Linked DNA regions of Mus musculus: regions 1 and 2 are each linked to region 3. Evidence: chromatin contacts called from ENCODE POLR2A ChIA-PET data. All regions are on one chromosome and are shown on one strand. Each heading gives the region's core, a stretch centred on a gene start or an enhancer-like site at or near the end of the contact. The rest is flanking DNA. Distances are from core to core; before and after follow the strand shown. Region 1 holds the start of Rassf7 (Ras association (RalGDS/AF-6) domain family (N-terminal) member 7). Region 2 holds the start of Tmem80 (transmembrane protein 80). Region 3 holds the start of Cd151 (CD151 antigen).

What was found. ChIA-PET counts read pairs that join two places held with the same protein, here RNA polymerase II (POLR2A).
Region 1: POLR2A ChIA-PET joins it to region 3 with 15 read pairs in Patski. The contact joins the promoter of Rassf7 here to the promoter of Cd151 in region 3. POLR2A ChIA-PET finds 5 or more read pairs at or near these places in 3 of 5 experiments (Patski and embryonic stem cell).
Region 2: POLR2A ChIA-PET joins it to region 3 with 25 read pairs in Patski. The contact joins the promoter of Tmem80 here to the promoter of Cd151 in region 3. POLR2A ChIA-PET finds 5 or more read pairs at or near these places in 3 of 5 experiments (Patski and embryonic stem cell).

The regions. Positions count from the first base shown.
Region 1 is chr7:141,214,338-141,217,133 of GRCm38, reverse strand. Rassf7 (Ras association (RalGDS/AF-6) domain family (N-terminal) member 7) reads right to left here and starts at 1,274. Exons shown (of 6, transcript NM_025886.3): 1 at 1,194-1,274; 2 at 283-413; 3 at 1-134. The coding sequence starts at 406. It overlaps Lmntd2 (lamin tail domain containing 2), which reads left to right and starts at 2,662. Exons shown (of 14, transcript NM_001382822.1): 1 at 2,662-2,699.
Region 2 is chr7:141,326,649-141,329,400 of GRCm38, reverse strand. Tmem80 (transmembrane protein 80) reads right to left here and starts at 1,271. Exons shown (of 6, transcript NM_001141950.1): 1 at 1,135-1,271. It overlaps Deaf1 (DEAF1, transcription factor), which reads left to right and starts at 1,676. Exons shown (of 12, transcript NM_016874.3): 1 at 1,676-2,122. The coding sequence starts at 1,831.
Region 3 is chr7:141,465,994-141,468,848 of GRCm38, reverse strand. It overlaps Cd151 (CD151 antigen), which reads right to left and starts at 1,487. Exons shown (of 8, transcript NM_001111049.1): 1 at 1,383-1,487; 2 at 303-430. Cracr2b (calcium release activated channel regulator 2B) reads right to left here. Exons shown (of 10, transcript NM_001025103.2): 10 at 2,247-2,803. The coding sequence ends at 2,626. Gm10575 (predicted gene 10575) reads left to right here and starts at 1,078. Exons shown (of 2, transcript NR_152219.1): 1 at 1,078-1,967.

The DNA.
Region 1 (2,796 bases), core at 25-2,524, 250 kb after region 3:
CCGCCTCAGGACAAACTGAACATCATTGGCAAACTGTCCACAAGTGGCCTGGGCTCCCACTGGACACTCCTGTGGCAGCAGCTGTCGTTCCTTCTCCCTAAGACGCTGCACAAGGACAAATCGACCTGTCTGGCCTGTGGAGGAGAGACGGGTTCAGCCTATGTCCCCCCCTCTATCTACTGGCTTGAAGAATAGAGCAATCAACCCCACCCTCCATGGAAGGGAAGATGCTGTTAGACCACAGCCCCACCAGTTTGGTTTCCTTGTCCCCAAGAAACTCACCTATAGCTTGGGCCAGCGCAATGACCACTTCTTGGCAGGTGGTCTGTTCTGAGACCCCACAGACCACCCTCTGGATGCCGTCCACCCAGACCTTCAGCTCCATGGCCACAAGCTCCAAGACCATCCCTGTCCTGTGGGGAGGGCACAGGCCATGAGATCAGGTCAGGTCTCCCTCTACCAAAGCCTGGCCCTCTTCTCTTGGCTTGCCACAACAACTGGCTCAGGACTGTGGCCTTCAGCCCTGCCCTCCTGTGCCCAGCCCCACCCGCAGGCCACACATTCCTGGAGTGGCTGGGGAACTAGTTTGGCCCTCATGAGCATTTTGAGGCGTCCCCTCCTTCACCAGCCTTCTCTTGCCCCACCCACCCCACTCCACTCCAGGAACGGGGTGAATCATTAACCAGGTCCAGGTTTTCCTGTCCCCCGGTCACCAGGCTCAAAGGCCACTACCCTTTTCACGCGGGCGACCGTCCCCAGGCACATAGTAATGACTATATGCAAATACAACGCCGGCCTCAGTCATGGAAACGCCCCCCCAGGGAGGGAACAGTCTTGGGCCTGGGAGAAGCTGAGAGTCACAACTCAGACAGACCTCCATCTCCGAACCGACCCCAGACCTGAGGAGCGCCCTCTGCCCCACGCCAGTCCCCGGTCCGCCTCTGCAGTCCCTCCCGTCCAGCCAGAGCTCTGGGTTCTGGTGGTCCCGCCCCACTGGGGGGGGTGGGCACAGCCCGCCTCACGGCAGATCCCCGGCAGCGCGGGATCCAGACGTCCCACTCTGCAGCGGACAGACGCAGGTGCAGCACGGCCACCACGCGTCCCTTCACCCAGATTCGCTTCTCCTCGGTCGAAGACGGCTCCCTGATGCCGCGCCCAGTGCTCAGGAGTCTCGAGAACCCGGCACAGCTCACCTGGGTACTTGCTGGCCTTCGGGACTTGGGCGCTTCGGTGCCGCCTCAACCTGCTGTCCCAGCGCCGCGGCGCGCCCAACCTCACGGCCTCATTGGCTCCCGGTCTTCACGCCCCGCCCCACAGCATCCCATTAGCTCGGAGGCGTGTGTCTCCCGCCCCATGCCCACTCCCATTGGCGACCCTTCTCCCACCACGCCCCATTGGCTCGTTACTCGGTCCCGCCCCGGAGGCAACCAGGTGTGGGCGGGGCCCTGAGTTAGGTAGTGGCCGGACGGAGTCGCCCCAGATGCTCACCTCTGTTAATCAATGCGGAAGCGCGTCTGCTGCTGCGTTAGCTCTGGGCTGATTGGCCCAAGTGAGGTGTGCTCCCAGCTCAGACTTCCTCAGCCGACTTTCAAAGTGCTGGTCTCCGCCCACAGAGAGGGCTCCTGACTGGAATCCTGCAACCCTGACGTGCACCCCATCTCAACAATCGCTCTAGGCCTTTTCAGCCCTGCTCCCTAAGGAATCTGTGGCTGAGGACACCGGGAAGAAAGGCCATGAACACTCCCGCCCACCTCGTTCCATTCCGGGCTGCTACCCGAGGGAGGTGGAGTTTAGTGGGCCCTGCACCCTGGTGGGGGAGGGGGTCGTCCCTGAGGCTGACTGGGACAAAGACCCTGGGATCTTTGTCTGAAGCTCCATCCTCTCCCCTCCCCCAACGGATCCAGCGTCCTCCACAGCAGTCCTCCTCTCCCTGAAGCGGGAGGGGGGCGGGGGGCTAATGGCTTCTCTGCTGCCCTGGTGGGGCTCTGTCTGCTCTGCCCCATCGCAATGCTGTGGGAGGAGATTCCCAAGCCCTTGTGGCCATAAGGAAGCAGATGGAAGTATGAGGCTGACAAGGTAGAAGGAACCTTCTGGGCCTCTCTTCTGATCTGAGGCAGAAGCAAGGTCCTTCAGGGTTCACTAGTGGAACTACCATTGGGGAGAGCCCAGAGGTGTGGAGATAAACACAGGAAGGCTTCCAAGAGTTAGGTAGAAGGCTATCAGACACAGCTTCACTTGTTGGCTAGAGTTAGCACAGCCTCTCCAGTCTCTTATCACCATCCTTGACTGCCCCTTAAATCAACTCACTTCCCTAGGACCATTTACATACTCAAGACACCTATACATACTTCTCTCTCTCTCTCTCTCTCTCTCTCTCTCTCTCACACACACACACACACACACACACACACACACACACACCACACTGAATTTACTCATAGGACACCATTGTTTTCCAGTACCAGCCTATCACCACTGGCTAGGGACAGGTAGTTCCCTGGGCCTCCTTGGCTTAGCTGGGTGGGTAGGAATCTGGTTTACAGATCCAGACCATATTGGTACAGAATGCACTCGTGGTCCTGGGCCGGGTCTCCCTGGATGCTTCTGGTAACAGACACCCTCCCCCCTCAGGTACAGAAATCCATGGCAACGGTATAGAATGCTTCCTTCCCTAGGCCTTCTGTGGGTTTAGGCCTCAGGTGAGTTTGGTGGTGAGTTCCTGGGCTGAGGGGGACATGAGTAGGAGTTTCAGGCAAAAGGTTAGCACCTAGCCTGAGTTTAAGTAGGGAAAGAGGG
Region 2 (2,752 bases), core at 22-2,521, 140 kb after region 3:
AGAGGCATGCTATGAATGAATATGTGGTAAGCTGCAGGTGTGACAAGATGTACCCTAGGACACACTGGGTGTGTCACAGCTATACCTGGTTTAAAAAAAAAAAAATCCCATCAAAGCCAACGGACTCAAAGTTCCAGAAAGCCAGGAATTTGAGAACTGGGGAAGAAAAGCAGCTGACCTTGACTTCAGACACCAATCCCTATCCCAGACACCCTACGGGTGCAAAAGAAGACAAAAGACCCAGAAATTCCAAAACCAGTTTGTCTAAGGAAAACAGCTAACTTATCTAGAATGCTCTTAACAAGCACCCTTTCCCTACCCTTAGCTACAAAAACCCCAGTCTAAAGCGAGTGGCCTATTGTCTTGAACTAACTGTGGTCATTGAGTGACTAGATCCTGTGCCCTGATCATCAAATGGCCAGAATTTAACAGCCACGTCTCTGGAACAAGCCTGCTTTAGTTGTTTGAGGTTGACTAAGTCATTTTTTTTCCCTACAAACGTAATTCTTATTCATCCTTACATCTGGGGTGAGCAACAGGGGAACTCGAGTGTATTGTGGATATGCCAGGGGTGAGCTGAATATACGTATATGGTTGTCCTGGATATTCTCAATGTGTAAACCCGGTGTGCCAAGGGTATATCGAAAAAATGAGAGATAGGTGTATCAAGGGCGTACTCGGGGTGAGCAGCGGGTATGCCAAGGGTGTGCTCAGGATGAGCCATAGGTATGCCATGCATGTCAGCTTTAGTGAAATATGGTTGTGTAGTTCGTATGCCACCATAGTGTACTCTGGGTAATCCACAGGTGGACCCCGGGTCACAGAAGGTGTGATATGGTTGTATACAGGGGCGTATCCCAGTGTGTGCCTCAGGTATATCACTGGAATACAGAGACGAGCTTCGGGACAGCCGCCGGGATACCCGAAGTGCCCCCACGCCCAACCGGAAGACACCCCCCCCACCCCTCGCTCTCCAACTCCGGCGCAGAAATCCGGGCTAGTGGGCTTAAGCCACCAGGTTCCGGAATAACAAGGTGACAATCAGAGGAGTTGCAGAGCCAGCCCAGACAGCCTCTCATCGTGACAGCATGAGACCACACTGTCCCTGCGATCGCGTAGCCCCGCCCGCCTCACCTGGCCGCACGGCCGCCATTTTGCCGCTGGGTCCGCCACAATCCCAGCAGCCTCTTGGCCGCACCCTCCCGCCATCTTCGCTCCTCCCGCCGCGCGGTGCAGCGAGCGTCCGACAGCGGCCGAGGCCCGATTCTCCCGTCCGGCAATACTCGGGAGCTTTCGGATAGAAGGAGGCGGGCACTGAGGCTCCGGAGAACTCGGCTCGGAGGTATTCGGCGGAGTTCGGCGAGGCCTCGTGTGGGTTCGGCTTTCGCCGCCCCGAGAGGGGGTTGGAGAAATCCCGTGGCGCCAGGGTCTGTCTGCGAACCCAGACTTCGTTGGAAGCAGGGGAGAAACTGCCCAGAGCCGGCCAGCTCTATCGGTCGGTGACCACAGTCAGATCCGCTTCTTAGACAGCGAGCAAGAAACGCTCGTAAGCTTTCGGGAAGCTTCGGGACCATTCGTATTATCTAGATTCTGCGCTTCGGGAAACTTCGGAGCTGCTCGGTTCTACACTCGGGCCATCAGCTCGGCTCTGCGGGCAGCTTCGGCTCGGTTCGGCGGGCGTCAGACTGCCTCTTCGGTCGCTGCTCGGGCGGTGGCTTCGGGCGGCCTCGGCCCAACTCGGGCGGCCTCTTCGGGCCCCGCTTCGGGCTCGGTGCCTGGCGCTTCGGGCGGTCCCGGACAGCGCCTTCGGGCGGACTCGGTGGAGTCCGTATGGAGGACTCGGACTCGGCGGCAAAACAGCTGGGCCTGGCCGAGGCGGCAGCTGTGGCGGCCGCTGCCGCGGTGGCGGCGGCCGCCGCGGCCGCAGCGGAAAGCGAGGCGGAGGAGCCGGTGTTAAGCAGAGACGAGGACTCGGAGGAGGACGCAGACTCCGAGGCGGAGCGCGAGACGCGGCGGGTCACCGCTGTGGCGGTGATGGCGGCCGAATCTGGGCACATGGATATGGGTACCGAGGCTCTGCCCAGCCCCGATGAGGCCGCCGCCGCCGCCGCCGCCTTCGCAGGCAAGTGCGCCCGCCGGCCTCGCGCCTCACCGGGTTCCCGCGTGCAAGCTCTGAACACATGCACCAGGCACAGGCCACTTTCCATATGCTTTGTGCATCTGTCATGCACATCTGTCTTCCAGGGAAGGCTCTCTTCCACCTGTCCTGCACACCTGCCCAGCACCTGCCCTGCCAGTGCACCTCACAGTGACCTGCACGCCTGCCCTGCCTCTGTCCATGCCCCTGCACCTGACACCTGCCCCCCATACATGCTCTGTACCACCTGTGCACTTCACACCTGCCCGTGCACTCACAATGCCCTGAACACCTACTCTGCACCTGCCCATGCATCTCACAATGACTTGCACCCTTGCTCTTTCCCTGCCCTGCATCTCACAGTGCCCTGCATGCCCATCTTGCACACACACATGCACACGCACAGCACACTCTCACTCCTCTAGCCTTGCTCTGCACTGTATACAGACGTGTCTCCCTTGTGTGAGTGTGCCTCTCTGTTCTTTGTCTGTTTTACCCTTTGGAACTTTCTCAGTACCTACCACCTGCCTTGTCCTCTCCTGCTGCTTCCTGGGAGCTGAGAGCACAGATGGGTCACATGTGAGTTCTGTTCTAGAGGTGCCCCAGGTATGGTCA
Region 3 (2,855 bases), core at 238-2,737:
GGACAGTTTGTGAGGACTCTGAGCTGACTCTACTACCAGCCAGGGCAGAGACAATAAGATGCCGGTAGGTGGAGCCTGTACAACCAGCTCTCCTCCCGACTGTAGGGGGAGGTCCCAGTTCCACATATGTGAATGTGCCACTCCTCCAGGAGTCCCCTAGTCACACCCTGCCCTAGACACACTATTGTCTGACTGAGGACAGTGTACAGACCTCGGCTGACGCAGGTCAGATTCCCAGACACACACCTAAGCAGAACTGTTAGCCAGGGGCCTTGAGGCTCTGCCCAGGCACCAGCTCTCACCTCTCAAGTCAGGACCAGCAGGTACAGGTCAAAAGTCACTCTCTGCCCTTCACCTAGCAGGTGGGATCTTGCCACTCCAACTACAGAAGCTTAAGCAGTGGTCAAAATGGTTCTCAGAGCCACCAGATCTGCAAGGAAGCATAACAGGCAGGCCTGCTGTTTTCTACTGGACGGCGGCAGGCCAAAGAACATGGCTGACCTGCCTGATCTAGGGAGGGACCAAATGCCTTCTCCAAGTGCCCCACCTTCCAGTCCCATCCATCACAGTCCCTCCCCCACCAAACAGCAGCGACCGCAAACTGAAGGAGGATGCATCGACTGTCCATTTTGGAAAGTGGGAGAGATTTCAGAGCTCTATTTGGAGATGGGACCCAAAAATGCATGCTGCCTCACTGAAAGCGGGCAATGACATAAAGAAGCCTGGCCACAATGCAAACCCCCGGGGCCAGGCTCTAAAAGCCCAGAATCTATGGGCTTTTAGACACATCCATCAACCTAAGCCAAGAGACAATCAGCAGACTGGATGTAAATTCTCTGTGAAAGTGCCGGTGTGAGAGCCTGGACCAGCCAGAAATAGCTCCTGCGGCCTGGACACAACCGCCCTACACTTAGCTCCTGGACCTGTCCTGGGCCTTCGGCACCCGCCCCACCGACCCGATTAAACACTGAAGTGGGCTGGGCGAGGAATCCCCGCGTCACAGAGATGAAGTCACCACCGCCCCTGCCGCCCTCCCCCGCCCCGTGCCAGTGGGCGGACCTGCGGTCTCAGGGGAGGGAACCGGTGTCCAGGGACAATGAATAGGGTGGTCAGACTTTTAAATTTCTGGGTTTCTGCACGAAAGAGACCGTCAGGCCTGCTCAAGAACCACAGAAGCTCTCTCCCTCACCCCTCCCCCTCCGGCCTTCTAACTGCCCGGCCCCGGCGTCGATCTTCCGGAAAGGAGTCTGCAACCCTGTCCTACCTCAGGCTCTGCCTCCTGGGCGTCCCTGAGGCCAGCTTGGAGACTAGGAACACCAGTGAGCGAGGAACTCAGGACACTGCTCCCCACACCCTCCGGCTATGCTTCACGGAGCACTCACCAACCACGCTTTGAAATACCAGCCCCGGCAGCCACGGTAGGAGCGATCACTCGGAGTACAGAGAACGCTCGGCCCGGGGCCTGCGAGGACACGCCCTGCGCGCGACCCCGCCCCGGGCGCAGCCCCGCCCACGGCCGGCCTGGGCAGGCAAGTCCTAACTGGTTTGGTGCTAAGGCGCGCGCCAGAGAGACCTGTGGGTCTGTAAAGTTAGTTTAAAGGTGCCCCGTTTGTCATCAAAAGCCCCAACTCGCCCAGAGACAGAGGAGCTAGACCAGAGGTAGAACCCAGGTGGGGAGCGAAGAGGTGGGGAAGGTGGCACCTAGCCCACCAGAGGTCCAGAACTGAGGTCAAGACCAGTTTCTCTAGTCTAAGCCGGGAGAACCACTCTAAAGCTGCAGGTTCTAGCGGCTGAAGAAATGCTAGAGGGGAAACTCCAGATACAGTGTGGAGGGTGCCAGAAGATTCCATAGAGACATGAGGGCCCTGCGAGAGGTGCCCAGTGTGGGTGGCATATGGTCTGGCTAGGAACTGTGCCAAAGGATGATGGATAAAGGACCTGGACCAGAAAGCTAGCTGACCACGGAGGTGAGGAGCGGGACCTTCCACGTGTGGACTAGCGTGGGAGCGGACACCTGTTGAAACCTGAGTCCTGGGAGCTTCAGCTGGGAGGAATGGGTGAGGGCTTGGTGAATATCCAGAATCACAGAACACACACAAGCACACAGGAACCCCCAGCTGCAGGAACGAAGGGGTTAATGTGCACCTGTAAACCCCTCCATGTCACCTTGTGCCATGGATACCAAGCATGAACCACAAATGCACCGTGGCTCCCAAACACACAAGAGCCAAGGAGTACACAGTATACAATGGCCTTTATTGGTCCTTCAGACAAAGATTAAGGAAGACAGGATAGCCGGGCGTGGTGGCACACGCGCCTTTAATCCCAGCACTCGGGAGGCAGAGGCAGGCGGATTTCTGAGTTCGAGGACAGCCTGGTCTACAGAATGAGTTCCAGGACAGCCAGGGCTACACAGAGAAACCCTGTCTCGAAACCCCCCCCCCCAAAAAAAAGGAAGACAGGATAAAGACTGAAGGACTGAAGGCCTTGACTACTCTGAGGTTAGCTCCTTCAGGCATGGGATGCCTTCTGGGTAGAGCCACACACTTAGCAAGTATCCGCCACCAAGACCAGTCCCTCCTAGGGGCAGTCCTCTGGATAGGGAAGTGAGTCACTCGGGGCTGGTCATCGGGCACTAGGAAGATGGCCAGAGCCTCGTCTGGGGGGCCGAGCCCAGCCACAGCAGCAGCAGCAGTAGATGGGTCCGGGCTTGTGGGCAATAGCTAGAGCCTTCCTGTGGCTACTGCCCAGCAGCTTGGTCTCACAGGCATCTCTCTCATCTCGAAGCCTCAGATTCAGCTCCCTAGAAAAGAGAGGTAGGAGACCGAGGAGGCTAAGATCTAGAGGAAAAAGTG